2 separate regions of the Homo sapiens genome follow, and region 1 is linked to region 2. Evidence: chromatin contacts called from ENCODE POLR2A ChIA-PET data. All regions are on one chromosome and are shown on one strand. The core of a region is the stretch at or near the end of the contact, and the rest is flanking DNA. Distances in the headings are between cores, read along the strand shown. Region 1 overlaps ATL2 (atlastin GTPase 2). Region 2 overlaps LOC107985869 (a long non-coding RNA gene).

The links. ChIA-PET counts read pairs that join two places held with the same protein, here RNA polymerase II (POLR2A).
Region 1: POLR2A ChIA-PET joins it to region 2 with 13 read pairs in WTC11. The contact joins two enhancer-like sites. POLR2A ChIA-PET finds 5 or more read pairs at or near these places in 4 of 52 experiments (MCF 10A, WTC11, activated CD4-positive, alpha-beta T cell and 1 more).

Annotation. Positions count from the first base shown.
Region 1 is chr2:38,364,649-38,371,022 of GRCh38, reverse strand. All of the region lies in intron 1 of ATL2 (atlastin GTPase 2), which reads left to right. Among named protein-coding and RNA genes, the nearest start is that of ATL2, 9.4 kb to the left of the region's middle. Within about 2 kb of position 5,027, at least 2 of the 41 ENCODE cell types and tissues checked have a DNase peak (open chromatin) inside an H3K27ac peak, as active enhancers do.
Region 2 is chr2:37,760,172-37,767,248 of GRCh38, reverse strand. The region is part of intron 2 of LOC107985869 (a long non-coding RNA gene); the gene reads right to left. Among named protein-coding and RNA genes, the nearest start is that of CDC42EP3, 92 kb to the right of the region's middle. Within about 2 kb of position 4,873, at least 2 of the 41 ENCODE cell types and tissues checked have a DNase peak (open chromatin) inside an H3K27ac peak, as active enhancers do.

The DNA.
Region 1 (6,374 bases), core at 3,778-6,277, 600 kb before region 2:
TGATTTTTGCCATTTCCTAATCTTTTTTATCTTTTTGTATTTTTTTCCTTATTTTTTTCCCCCCCGAGATAGGGGCTAGCCTTGTTGCACAGGCTGGAGTGCAGTGGCTCAATCATAGCTCGCTGCAACCTTGAACTTCTGGGGTGCACCCCCCACCCCCGCCATTTCAGCTTACTATGTAGCTAGGTCTACAGGCTTGCACTACCCTGCTGGGCCAGGGGTTGATTTTTTTGTTTTGTTTTGTTTTGTTTCGTTTTGAGATCGAGTCTTGCTCTGTCACTCAGGCTGGAGTGCAGTGGCACAGTCTTGGCTCACTGCAACCTCCACCTCTGGGTTCAAGAGATTCTTCTGCCCCAGCCTCCCAAGTAGCTGGGACTACAGGCACCCGCTACCACGCCTAATTTTTGTATTTTTTAGTAGAGACGGGTCTTACCACGTTGGTCAGGCTGGTCTCAAACTTCTGACCACAAGTGATCCGCCCGCCTTGGGCTCCCAAAGTGCTGGGATTACAGGCATGAGCCACTGTGCTGGCTGGGTTGATTTTTTTTTTTTTTTTTTTTTTTTTTTTTTTTTTGGGACAGAGTCTCACTCTGTCTCCCAGGCTGGAGCGCAGTGGCGCGATCTTGGCTCACTGTAACCTCCGCCTCCCAGGTTCAAGTGATTCTCTTGCCTTAGCCTCCCGAGCAGCTGAGATTACAGGTGCCCGCCACCGTGCCCGGCTAATTTTTGTATTTTTAGTAGAGACAGACCAGGCTGGTTTCAAACTCCTGACCTCAGGTGATCCACCCACCTCGGCCCCCAAAGTGCTGGGATTACAGGTGTGAGCGACCGCCCGGTCTTGATTTTCTTTCTTTTTTTTTTTTTTTTTTTTTGACGGAGTCTCGCTGTCGCCCAGGTTGGAGTGCAGTGGCGGGATCTCGGCTCACTGCAGGCTCCGCCCCCCGGGGTTCACGCCATTCTTCTGCCTGAGCCTCCCGAGTACCTGGGACTACAGGCGCCCGCCACCTCGCCCGGCTAATTTTTTGTATTTTTTTTAGTAGAGACGGGGTTTCACCGTGTTAGCCAGGATGGTCTCAATCTCCTGACCTCGTGATCCACCTGCCTCGGCTTCCCAAAGTGCTGGGATTACTGGCGTGAGCCACCGCGCCCGGCTTTGATTTTTTTTAATGACAAATCCGAGAGGAGTTTTGACGGGAAAACACCCCTGTTCTTAGAATTTTTTCAAGATGGCTATTAATAGCATCTTCATAAATTGCTGTTTTCTTTTTATCAGCACTTTAATTTTTATTTTTTATTTATGTACTTATTTTTGAGATAGGGTCTCAAATATGCAGCCTCCACCTTCTGGGCTCAAGTGAACCTCCTGCCTTAGTCTCCTGAGTAGCTGGGACTTACAGGTGTGTGCCACCATGCCTGGCTAATTAAAAAAAAAAAATTGGCCGAGCATGGTGGCTCACGACTGTAATCCCAGCACTTTGGGAGGCTAAGGCGGGTGGATGACAAAGTCAGGAGTTCGAGACCAGCCTGACCAACATAGTGAAACCCCGTCTCTACTAAAAAAATTTATTTATTTTTTCTTTGAGACAGAGTCTTACTCTGTCGCCCAGGCTGGAGTGCAGTAGAGCAGTCTCGGCTCACTCTACCTTCTGAGTTCAACTGATTCTCGTGCCTCTGCCTCCCAAGTAGCTGGGATTACAGGCATGTGCCACCACGCCCAGCTAATTTTGTATTTTTAGTAGAGATGGGGGTTTCACTATGTTGGTCAGGCTGGTCTTGAACTCCTGACCTCAGGTGATCCACCCACCTTGGCCTCCCAAAGTGCTGGGATTACAGGTGTGAGGCACTGCACCTGGCCTGACATGTACATTTTCAAGAAAAAGCTAGATCCATTCAGAAAGGTTTTACCCATTTATTCATCAGGGTTAGGTTTGTGCTTGTTTGCAAGTATCTTTGTTCACAGTGGGTGTTAATTAAAAATAAATGCCAACATATAGGTAAAAATGGGCATATTACAGTTTAATTTGCAATTTTTTGATTGTAGTTGATGTTGGAATAGTGATATGGAAATTGAAAATGTGAATTAGTTTATTTACTTTTTTAGAGATGAGGTATCACTATGTTGCCCAGGCTAGTCTCGAACTCCTGGGGTTAAGCGATCCTCCAACCTCCACCTCTCAGTGCTGGGATTACAGGCGTTAGTTACTGTGCCCAGCTCTGACTTCTTTTTATTAATTGCTTTTTAATATTTTTTGAGCATTTCCCAGTATTTCTTTTATTGTTTTGTAAAAGCCTGTTTGCATGCAGGAAATTATTTTTCATATTTGCTTTTTAATTTTGTATTTTTTTGGTGAGAATTGTGTGTGTTGGTTTCTTTCATGTTTTTCTTAAATAAATTGGCAATTTTTTTGAACTTATTAGTGGTAGTCTTAGTCTTTAGGCATGCTATTGGAGTGCTTTTAAAAAGTTGTTATGGCTGGGTGCAGTGGCTCATGCCTGTAATCCCAGCACTTTGGGAGGCCAAGGCGGGCGGATCACCTGAGGTGGGGAGTTCGAGACCAGCCTGACCAACATGGAGAAACCCCGCCTCTACTAAAAATACAAAATTAGCCGGGCGTGGTGGCACATGCCTGTAATCCCAGCTACTAGGGAGGCTGAGGCAGGAGAATCGCTTGAACCTGGGAGGTGGAGGTTGAGGTGAACTGAGATTGCACCATTGCGCTCCAGCCTGGGCAACAAGAGTGAAACTCCGTCTCAAATTAAAAAAAAAAAAAAAAAGTCCTTATTTTAGAGTCCAGGTGCGGTGGCTTACGCCTGTAATGCCAGCACTTTGGGAGGCTGAGGTGGGTGGATCATGAGGTCAGGAGATAGAGGCCATCCTGGCTAACACAGTGAAACCCCATCTCTACTAAAAATACAAAAAATTAGCCGGGCGTGGTGGCAGGCGCCTGTAGTCCCAGCTGTTGGGGAGCCTGAGGCAGGAGAATGGTGTGAACCCGGAAGGTGGAGCTTGCAGTGAGCCGAGATTGCGCCACTGCACTCCAGACTGGGAGAGAGAGCGAGACTCCTCAAAAAAAAAAAAAAGTTGTTTTAGGCCGGGCGTGGTGGTTTACGTTTGTAATCCCAGCACTTTAGGAGGCCAAGGTGGGAGGATCACCTGAGGTCAGAAGTTCGAGACCAGCCCGGACAACATGGTGAAACCCCATCTCTACTAAAAATACAAAAATTAGCTGGGCATGGTGGCAAGCGCCTGTAATCCCAGCTACTCCAGAGGCTGAGGCTGGAGAATCACTTGAACCCTGGAGGCGGAGGTGGCAGTGAGCCGAGATCGCGCCATTGCACTCCAGCCTGGGTGAAAAGAGTGAAACTCCGTCTCAAAAAAAAAAAAAAAGTTGTTTTAAATGGGCGGTTTTTTTTTTTTTTTTTTTTTTGAGATGGATTCTTGCTCTGTTCCCCGGGCTGGAGTGCAGTGGCTCACTGCAAGCTCCGCCTTCCGGGTTCATGGTATTCTCCTGCCTCAGCCTCTGTAGTAACTGGGACTACAGGCGCCCGCCACCATGCCCGGCTAATTTTTTTTTGTATTTTTAATAGAGACGGGGTTTCACCGTGTTAGCCAGGATGTTCTCGATCTCCTGACCTCGTGATCTGCCCGCCTTGGCCTCCCAAAGTGCTGAGATTATAGGCATGAGCCACCGCGCCCGGCCTTAAATTGTTAATCATATATTGATTGTTTATTCGTATCTCTTTTTATTGTCGGAGAGTGGGCATCTGTTTCAGTGCCTAGTAGCGTGGTAGAAGAAAAGCAAGCTTAGAAGCTAGGTTCAGATCTCTACAAATAAGTTTTAGTTTCTTAAAACCTAAAAAAAAACCTACCTGAAAAGTTCTAAGATTAAAAGATAATGTCTTGGCTGTGTGCGGTGGCTCGTGCCTTTAATCCCAGCACTTTGGGAGGCTGAGGCTGCAGGATGGAGCTGAGCCTGGGCGACATAGTGAGACTCTGTTGCTAAAAAAAATAATAATAGTAATAAAGATAATGTCTTAAAGTGTTTGGCATGTACTAAGTGCACAAAGTTATCATCTCTTCTCTTGAGGGTAGGACATGAAGGGGCTGGGGTTAGTTTTCTTTTGGGACTAGAGGCCGGAATGGGACAGGCAAATAGAGGACCATACTTAGACAAATAATTAGCTTTTTTCCCTTGATAGTTTTAGTTGACATACTGTGTACCTACCTTATAAAAGGGCTTTTGAGCTGCTTATAGTGAATACCTACAAAAAATAATGTAGACAGATGCTTGTTCTAAGCTTTCACGTAGATCATAGAGACTTTATGCATATTTGTGAGTTAAGTTTATCGTTAAGCTTATATGTTCTGAAGTAGAAATTGCCGTGTGCTAGAGTTGTTGAGGAATACTTCATGGAAGAGGGAGGCTTTGTCGTGCTTTGAAGAATGGGTAGATCTTAGAGAGCAAAGTGTAGGCTATGCCACTGGTTTGAAGATAAAAAAGATAGGCAGTATTTTGGTAACTTTTTATGACATAATTTAAACATTTGACCCTGATTTCTGAGAATTTTCAATCTAAAAGAGATGCTTAAAAAATACTTAAAAGCAATTAGATAGAGGCAACTGAAAGACCAAATGGTATTAGAGTATGTTTAATAAAAAAAGGAATGGGGCTATTTTCCTGTAGCCAAATAGAGCAAATAATTGGTTTAAGTAACTGGATAATTCCTGGAAAAATTATCTGAGGAGCTCAAAATGCAACTTAAAAACTGTGCTAACATCTCCTTCCTTCATCCTGTTTTTGAGCGTGTGTGTTTATTTACTACAAGGAATCCTGTCATGTACCCTCAAATTGCCAAACTAAGAGGGGACAAAAGGAGAGTATAGTGCGAAGCTCTGACTTTATCTTTGTTTTTTTTTTTTTTTTCAAATTAGTCACATTTTATCTAGTTGGAGGGGTGTTTATTTGTCTCCTTTTGGCACCATTCCCTTCTTTTCACGGCTGCTCTTGTAGTAGGAATTTTGTCTGTATTGAGCCAAGTCTGGAATTTGAGTGAATACTTACCTCTTTTTTTTTGAGACAGAGTTTAGCTCTTGTCGCCCAGGCTGGAGTGCAATGGCGCGATCTTGGCTCACTGCAACCTCTGCTTCCCAGATTCAAACCATTCTCCTGCCTCAGCCTCCCGAGTAACTGGGATTTTAGGTACACACCACCACACCTGGCGAATTTTTTTCTTTTTGAGATGGAGTCTCATTCTGTCACCCAGGAATGATCTCTGCTCACTACAACCTCTGCTTCCAGGGTTCAAGTGATTCTCCTGCCTCAGCCTCCCAAGTAGCTACTCCCAAGGGACTACAGGTACCCGCCCTCACGCCTGGCTAATTTTTTTGTATTTTTAGTAGAGATGGGGTTTCACTATGTTGGGCAGGCTGGTCTCGAACTCCTGACCTCGTGATTCACCCACCTTGGCCTCCGAAAGTGCTAAGATTACAGGTGTGAGTCACTGCTCCTGGCCAATTTTTTGTATTTTTAGTAGAGACAGGGTTTCACCATGTTGCCAAGGCTGGCCTTGAACTCCTGACCTCAGGTGTTCTGCCTGCCTCGGCCTCCCAAAGTGCTGGGATTACAGGTGTGAGCCACTGTGCCCGGCCTTCTCTTTTTTTAAACTGCTGCTGTAACAGTCATCTGAGGTAGAGAGATGTGGCAGAATGGAACTTAGTGTCTAAATTTCCAGAGTATTGGCTTAAAGCTTTTTGAAATTTGTCATAGTAGCCCTATTCGATCTAAGTGTCTATTCTAAATTTAAATATTCTAAATTTGTGTGTGTGTGTATTTGTGTGTGTGTGTGTGTGTGTATTTGTGTGTGTGTGTGTGTGTGTGTGTGTGTGTATGATTCCCTTGCTAACTGGCTATCCCAAATTTCAGAGTTCTTTTATGGCTTGATACTTTACAACTCTTAAAGTAATTTTTTTTTTTTTTTGAGACGGAGTCTCGCTCTGTACCCCAGGCTGGAGTGCAGTGGCGTGATCTCAGCTCACTGCAAGCTCCGCCTCCCGGGTTCACGCCATTCTCCTGCCTCAGCCTCCCTAGTAGCTGGGACTACAGGCGTGTGCCACCACGCATGGCTAATTTTTTGTATTTTTAGTAGAGACGGAGTTTCACCGTGTTAGCCAGGATGGTCTCAATCTCCTGACCTCGTGATCCACCCGCCTCAGCCTCCCAAAGTGCTGGGATTACAGGCGCAAGCCACTGTGCCTAGCCAACAAAGTTATTTTTTGAGCCTAAAAGAGAATTCTTAAACTATATGCCTGAGTCAAGGAAACCTTCTGTGTTTTCGATTAATTCTTGATCCGTGTGCTACAAAATCTTGGAGCT
Region 2 (7,077 bases), core at 3,624-6,123:
ATGCACTAAATATTTGACCAATGAGTATGTGAATAATTGCATCTGTGGAGGAGATTTTTGTCCAGTCAATAAATTTTAGCATATTAGAGTTTTGCTTATCTTTAACAAAAATTCATAGTAACATATGCACTCATTTCCAGACATTTTTTCCTAAAAATACTACATTTGGGTGTGTTTCATTTTACTCCTTAGGCAAAGCTGATTTATAATTCTGACAGTGCACCTACAAAATGAATATGAAAAATGCCCTGTTTGATTTGTGTTTTTTATTTTAACTGGGATTAATTTTAAATGAGTTGAGAAGAGACCTGTGATGTTGCAAAATGCCTCTTTAACTTCCAAGTTAACCATGATATTGATGGACACAAGATAGATGCAAGGTCTATAATTAAAACTTGTCTGCCAAGTCCCACTCTGTTGAATTTGGGGCGATGTTGCATGGAAGCGATGGTTTTGGTTAAACTCTAGGTCTAAAAGAAAAATAAAATAATAACTTAATTGTCAAACCTATCCACATCTATTTGCATATGCCATATGATTTCTAAATAGGGTAAGACACAGGAGCATTGAGGAAATAAAAAACCTGTTGGTTTTTAATGCGGGTGTATCTTTCTTCCCTGTTTTGTGCCTGGGCTAATGGGCCGATGGTTAAACAGTGGAATATTTAGAATTGGAGAACTTATCAATGGACTTAAAAAATATCTCTGAATCTTGTAATCTACTTTGAAGAGATCCTCTGAACAGAGGGCATGAGCTAATTCAAACAAGGAATGACCTCAATGAGAAGAACTGAAATAAAACTCAAATAGTGAATATACACACTCACATGCTGGTGAGCTAAACAAACTGAAACTCAAGTTTTAGGCAGTTTACAATCAGAGTATATTTGTTTGATAAACAGTGTTTGGACAGAAGCTTTTCATATCTTTTTTGCTAGATACTTCATCATCTATTATCTCCTCTTTTCAAAGAATGCCTCCATGCCATTGCTGTGGAATTCAAGACACAGCTCTGTTTACAGAGTGAGCTGGTGCTGACGGCCTGCCTCCCGTCAACTCCTCCCCTTCCTTTCACTAATTAACATTCTTGACATTTGACTTGACAGTCGTATTTTAGAGGGTTCAGACACAATTCTTGTAAACAAAAATAATATTCTTGCTGTGAATTCTTACTCTTTTAGAAGAAAGAAACTGGTGCTGGTGCTGTTTCCAAACTAAAACAAATGCAGTTGATTTTGTCAGTTACGAGTTTTCTAAGATTTTTGTTGTTTTCTTTCTATTTGCTTCAGAATGCACCAGAGAACTTCTCTGTCATGAACTTGGTCTGCTCTTTTAAAAGATAGCTCTTTTATAAAACAATCAGAATGTATTAGAGGTTTTTAAAAATGTGTTATAGAGTGTTTTGATACACGGTGTGGCGTGGATGTCATTTAGTCCTGGAACCAAAATGGATGTGAAGAATACTATAACTGATAAAAAGGAGAGTACTCCTCATCTAAGGAAACTATTTCAACCTAGACCAAATGGGCTTTCCTTTGATGAATCACAAATACCAGGCTTAAATCACTTCCAATACAGATTATGTATCTGTCACATTTTGCTAACTTGGAGATGTAAACTACTGTTCTGATTCCTAAATTATTCCTCTGGTCAAAGTAAATAACAATCTTTAAATTAAACTGAAAATATATTAATAATTACTTTAGAAGTATAAAATGTATACAAGCTGCTTGTATAGAATACAGAATTGCTTTGGTCCTTGACAGACCAAACATTATCAAAATATTAATAACAGCAGTGATAGTATATTGCTGACATTATACATTTACATCAGCAAATTTCTTTCCCAGAATATCCTGAAACTCTAAAACTATGAATCGAAGTCAGCTTATACTTAATAGCAATTTTTATTTACTATGTGCATTAGTTACTGGCTATCTTTTAACTGTTCCCCCTTTCTTTAACAAAGAATGATAGGTTTTCCATTTCAAAAGTAAGATAGATCAAAGTGGGACTTTTTATTTATACAATTAAGTACAGTCTTATCCCTTCTTTTCAACTATATTTTGAAATAATTTTAGACTCAGTTGCCAAAATAGTATAGAGAGTTCCCTCTCACCCTTCACTCAACTTCTATTATGAGCATCTTTCATGACCCACCACAGTACAATGATCAAATCTGCTTTAACATTAACCCAATACTAATAATCAAAGATCTTATTCAAATTTTGCAAGTTTTTCCACTAATGTCCATTTTCTGACACAGGAGCCAATCCAGGATCCCATGTTGCTCTTACATCCTTTCAACATGCACGCAGCCTTTTCTGAGCACTTCCTTTCTGTCTGTCGAGCTCTTTTAAAAGAATGACTCAACTGTTTTTACAAAGTTGATACATGCCCATTACAATAAATTCAAGCCACACAGAAAACTACAAAGAGCAACAGAAAAATTATACAAACTCTTGCTGCCAATGAAAGAGCAGCTATTAACATTGGATAAAAATTGTCCTGCACATCTGTTTATACATCCATACAGTTTAGAAAATAAAAAGGTAGAATTTTGATGAAATAGAATCCATTTTTATAATAAAAGCAGCCATTAGACATATGAAATGTGATTTTAAATAAAAGGTATTAAATGTAAGTTTCCTTTAACAGAAGAAAAAGAAACTAAAATATAATTGGATACGCTGGATTTCAGGTAAATTTTTCTTCACAGAAGACTTTATTTTCTAACATCTCTCTAAAGCCAAGAAAAAGATTGTGAAAAACATTTAGACATTCATCATACTTAGCTTGTGTTGACTTATAAATCACCCCCAAAACACTGTGGCTGAAAACAAACACCATTAATCATTGCTGCAGACCTGCAGGTCTGTAGGGGTGGTCCTGCTGATATGGCTTGGCTGATCTTGGGTGAATGAGTTAGGACATGGGTCAACTGGAGCTTGACTGGCCTAGAATCACCTCACTCATGTGGTAGTTGATTATCTCTTGGCAGGGACAGTGGGGGTGACTTGGCCCTGCGATCTCTCATACTCCAGCAGGATGGCCCAGGCTTGTTCACAAAATGGTAGCAGGGCTGTGAGAAAGGGAGTGAAAGTATGCAAGGCCTCTTCGGGCTGTAAGCTCAGGGCTGCCATGAAATAATTTTCACCACATGCTATGGGTCAAAGCAAGCCATGAGACCAGCCTAGATTCAGGGCTGGTTATCCATATTATTTTTATGTACTGGTATTGGTCACTCAAGTAAGTTTTCATTAGAGCATTATTCTCTCACTGCAGATTTAAGCATTTGTTCTGGGATTGTTTTTCCTATTTCTTGAACATATTTTCTGTTTCTTTTGTTCATTTCTTCTTTGCAAACACCAATTATATATTTGTTGAATATTCCTTACCTATCATTCATGTCTTTTTCCTTATAATCTTTTTTTTATGATAATATGTATATAGAATGTCTCTCCAGATATTTGCAGGCCTGAATCTTTCATGATGTTATACAGGTTTCAGATAAAATATCCTGCAGTGAGAGAGACTTTCATGGTCACCCAGTACCTTTCATACTCTATTATGTTGTTCTGTTTTACTTTTTTTAATAGCACTATCAAAATTTATTCTTTACTTTTTACTATCCCCCATCCACCCTAGGTTGTAAGCTCCATGAAGGCAGAGATGTTGTCTTGGACACTGCTAAGTTCCCAGCATCTAGAAGCACTCCAGCCATGGAGGGGGTATTCACTAATTAGTTAAATGAATGAATGAACGAATGAATGAATGAATGATTAAAAGTACTGTCTGTTTTAAGTTAGGTTTATTCTAATTTCGGTTGCTTGTAGTATGGCTTTTTTTTTTTTTTTTTTGACGGAGTCTTGCTCTGTCGCCAGGCTGGAGTGCAGTGGCACGATCTGGGCTCACTGTAACCTCCGCCACCTGGATTCAAGCAATTCACCTGCCTCAGCCTCTCGAGTAGCTGGGACTACAGGCACACGCCACCATGCCCGGCTCATTTTTTGTATTTTTAGTAGAGACGGCGTTTCACCATGTTGGTCAGGATGGTCTCGAACTCCAGATCTTGTGATCCACCCGCCTTGGCCTCCCAAAGTGCTGGGATTACAGGCATGAGCCACTGCGCCTGGCTGTAGTATGGCTTTTTTTTTCTGTAATATTTTTTATTTACACTTATCTCCTATAATTTCTTTGAGATTATGGGGAACTCTACCCAAACTCTTTGTTTTCTTAGATGATTTCTTTTGTAGTTCTTTATCTTTGTCCTACATTCCTTTCTTCTTTATTTTCTCTCTCATTTCAAAGCATGTCTGTGGGATGGTTCTTTCAGATTGTCATTCATCTTGTATACTTGCTGAAAAATCATCCATGGAGGAAGGGGAGTAGTGAGGGATGTTAGTAAACTTGAACACAGTATATTGCCTCCTATAGCCTCTCACCAAATCTACTCTTTTCCTTATTCTGGAACTGTATATCACACCGCAATTTTTGTCATTGGAAAGGTTGGTAATTTGGAAAATGCAATTTTCCTCCACTTTCTCTGCCTTGGTCATTCCCACAGCAAGGAGAATGAATATTGGATAAAAATCGGGTACCACTCTGGTTCCTCTGCTTTTCTGCCTGCCATGTTCTGTGGTATCAAGTTGAGCCTAAAGGAAGAGTCCTCTTCTGCCATGGCCCCAGTACCCCTGGATCTTACCTCCCTTGAAGAATCACTGGATGGCATTTCAGGGTAATCTCACTTTCTTTTGGGGAAATGTCCCTCTTGCCCAAGGTCTGAGGATATGTTGTTAGTTTTTAGTGTTCTTCCTCATTTTGGTCCAGATTTCACAGCATTTGGCAGGTTTGCTACATAGTTTGTGGTTTAAGATTGCAGTCGTATCCTTATTTCATTGGCAACTAAAATATTTTTCTGTTTTTAGTTTGAGATTTTTCAAGAAGGGGAGGGTAAGAATTAATGCCTATACACCGTGATCCTTAACCAGAAGTCATTTTGTGCTCTTTCAACTGCATTCTGCAAATTTGTATTCCACAGTGCAGGAAAGATCGTAAGTGCCATTCACCCACCAGGTTTCAGACTTAGGTCTGAATTCTTATAAAGCTTATTTAAATTTTTGTTTCATAGCTTTGCATCTATCACTTTTCTTCTCCATTCTCTTTGACCTACCTCCAGTCTCCAGAATTTTGTGTTTGTTTTGTTTCATTTTGCCTTTCAGTGTACCTGCAATATTCTGTTTCCCTCTTTGTGGCAAGAACTTTCTTAGTTCTTCATATCTTTAGCTCCTCTAAGTTAAGCTGCAAAATTGTCTGGCCTCAAACAAGTAGTGGGTTGATAAGAACCACTACCACTGCAGTCACCACACTTATCCTCACCTCTGTTAATCAAATATTTACTGTATGCCAGTAATGCCACTAAAGCTTGTCCATCTCCTGTCTCTATCTCCTTACCACATTTTATTTTTCTGGAGAATAGTATTTACTACTACCAAATATAATATTATGCATTTATTTTTAGTCTAGCTCTTCTAGTAGGATGAAGCTTCACAAGGACAGGGATTTTATCCGTCTTATTCACTACTGTATCCATGGTGCCCAGTACAGAGTTGTGTCATCCTTCCAATAACCCAAAAAAGCCAATATAATTGCCTGCAATTGAAATGCAAAGATGTGAAAAATACCTTTTACTAAAACTGGCTCCAGAATTATGTTGAGGGTTGCCACTGTATTTGTTCAAGAAAATACTTTGAAAGATATTTTGGGGGTGGTTGAGATTTTGTGATGTCAAAAGAGATGGGGGCAGGAGAAAAGAGAAAAAGTTGTTGTTTTGTTATTGGAAGGAAAAGGTGAGAGAAATAAAAGAAGAGGAGAGGGAGCCAGAAAGTTAGAGGCTAGCCCTGAGAAAGAGCCAAAGAATTCCTAGCACTGCTGTATGGGAGCCGTCAGCCCTGTACCTCCTGTACAGGTTGGCTGTTTTCCTCTCAGGTCTCTCTTCAGCCCCAAATCTTCAGCTCATCTGCTATGCACACAAGTCCTAGGAGGGGGTTTCTGTGGTTCTTATAAAAGGGTCTGGGTTTCCCATTGCAGTCAAAGCCTCAAGAGACAAAACTGTATATATGGGATCGGGAACTGGGAAATCTTTGAGAGGCAGGGGTTTGGGCCTTTTTTTTTTTTTTTTTTTTTTGAGACGGAGTCTCACCCTGTCACCAGGCTAGAGTGCAGTGGTGCGATCTTAGCTCACTGCAACCTTCACCTGCCTCCCGGGTTCAAACAATTGTCCTTCCTCAGCCTCTCGAGCAGCTGGGATTACAGGTGCGCACCACCACTCCCAGCTGATTTTTGTATTTTTAGTAGAGACAGGGCTTCACCACATTCACCAGGCTGGTCTCGAACCCCTGACCTCAAGTGATCTGCCTGCTTGGGCTTCTCAAAGTGCTAGGATTACAGGCGCTAGTCACCTCGCCCAGCCAGACTTTTATTGGCTACAGGATTGTAGTGAGGGTGATGGTTGGGGAGATGCATTAGTGCAATATTTCCCTAATTTGAGAGCGGAAGAGGCCACAGTTGACATCTGAGTTTTATGTAGGTAAGGAAAATGAGAGTCAGAGAAATTACACTACTTTCTTAAGGGAACTTAACATATAGAATGACTTCTTGCTATTTAATGAACACACCCAGTTCCTTTCCGCTCAGGAGATTTCCTCTTACTACGCCTGCAATCCAGAATGTTTTCCCCCAGATCTCTGCATTGCCAGCTCCTTCTTACCTTTAAAATCATCTCCCCAGAGATACTTCCATTTCCTATAAAAACAGTCACCATGATACCTACCCCTGACACACACTCAATCTCTATCTCCTTACCACATTTTATTTTTCTGGAGAATAGTATTTATTACTATCAAATATAATATTATGCATTTATTTTTAGTCTAGCTCTTCTAGTAGGATGTAGCTTCACAAGGACAGGGATTTTGTCCGTCTTATTCACTACTATATCCATGGTGCCCAGTGCAGAGTTTACAACATTTAGATGGTACTCAATAAAGATTTGATAACTATCCTCAATAAAAATGTA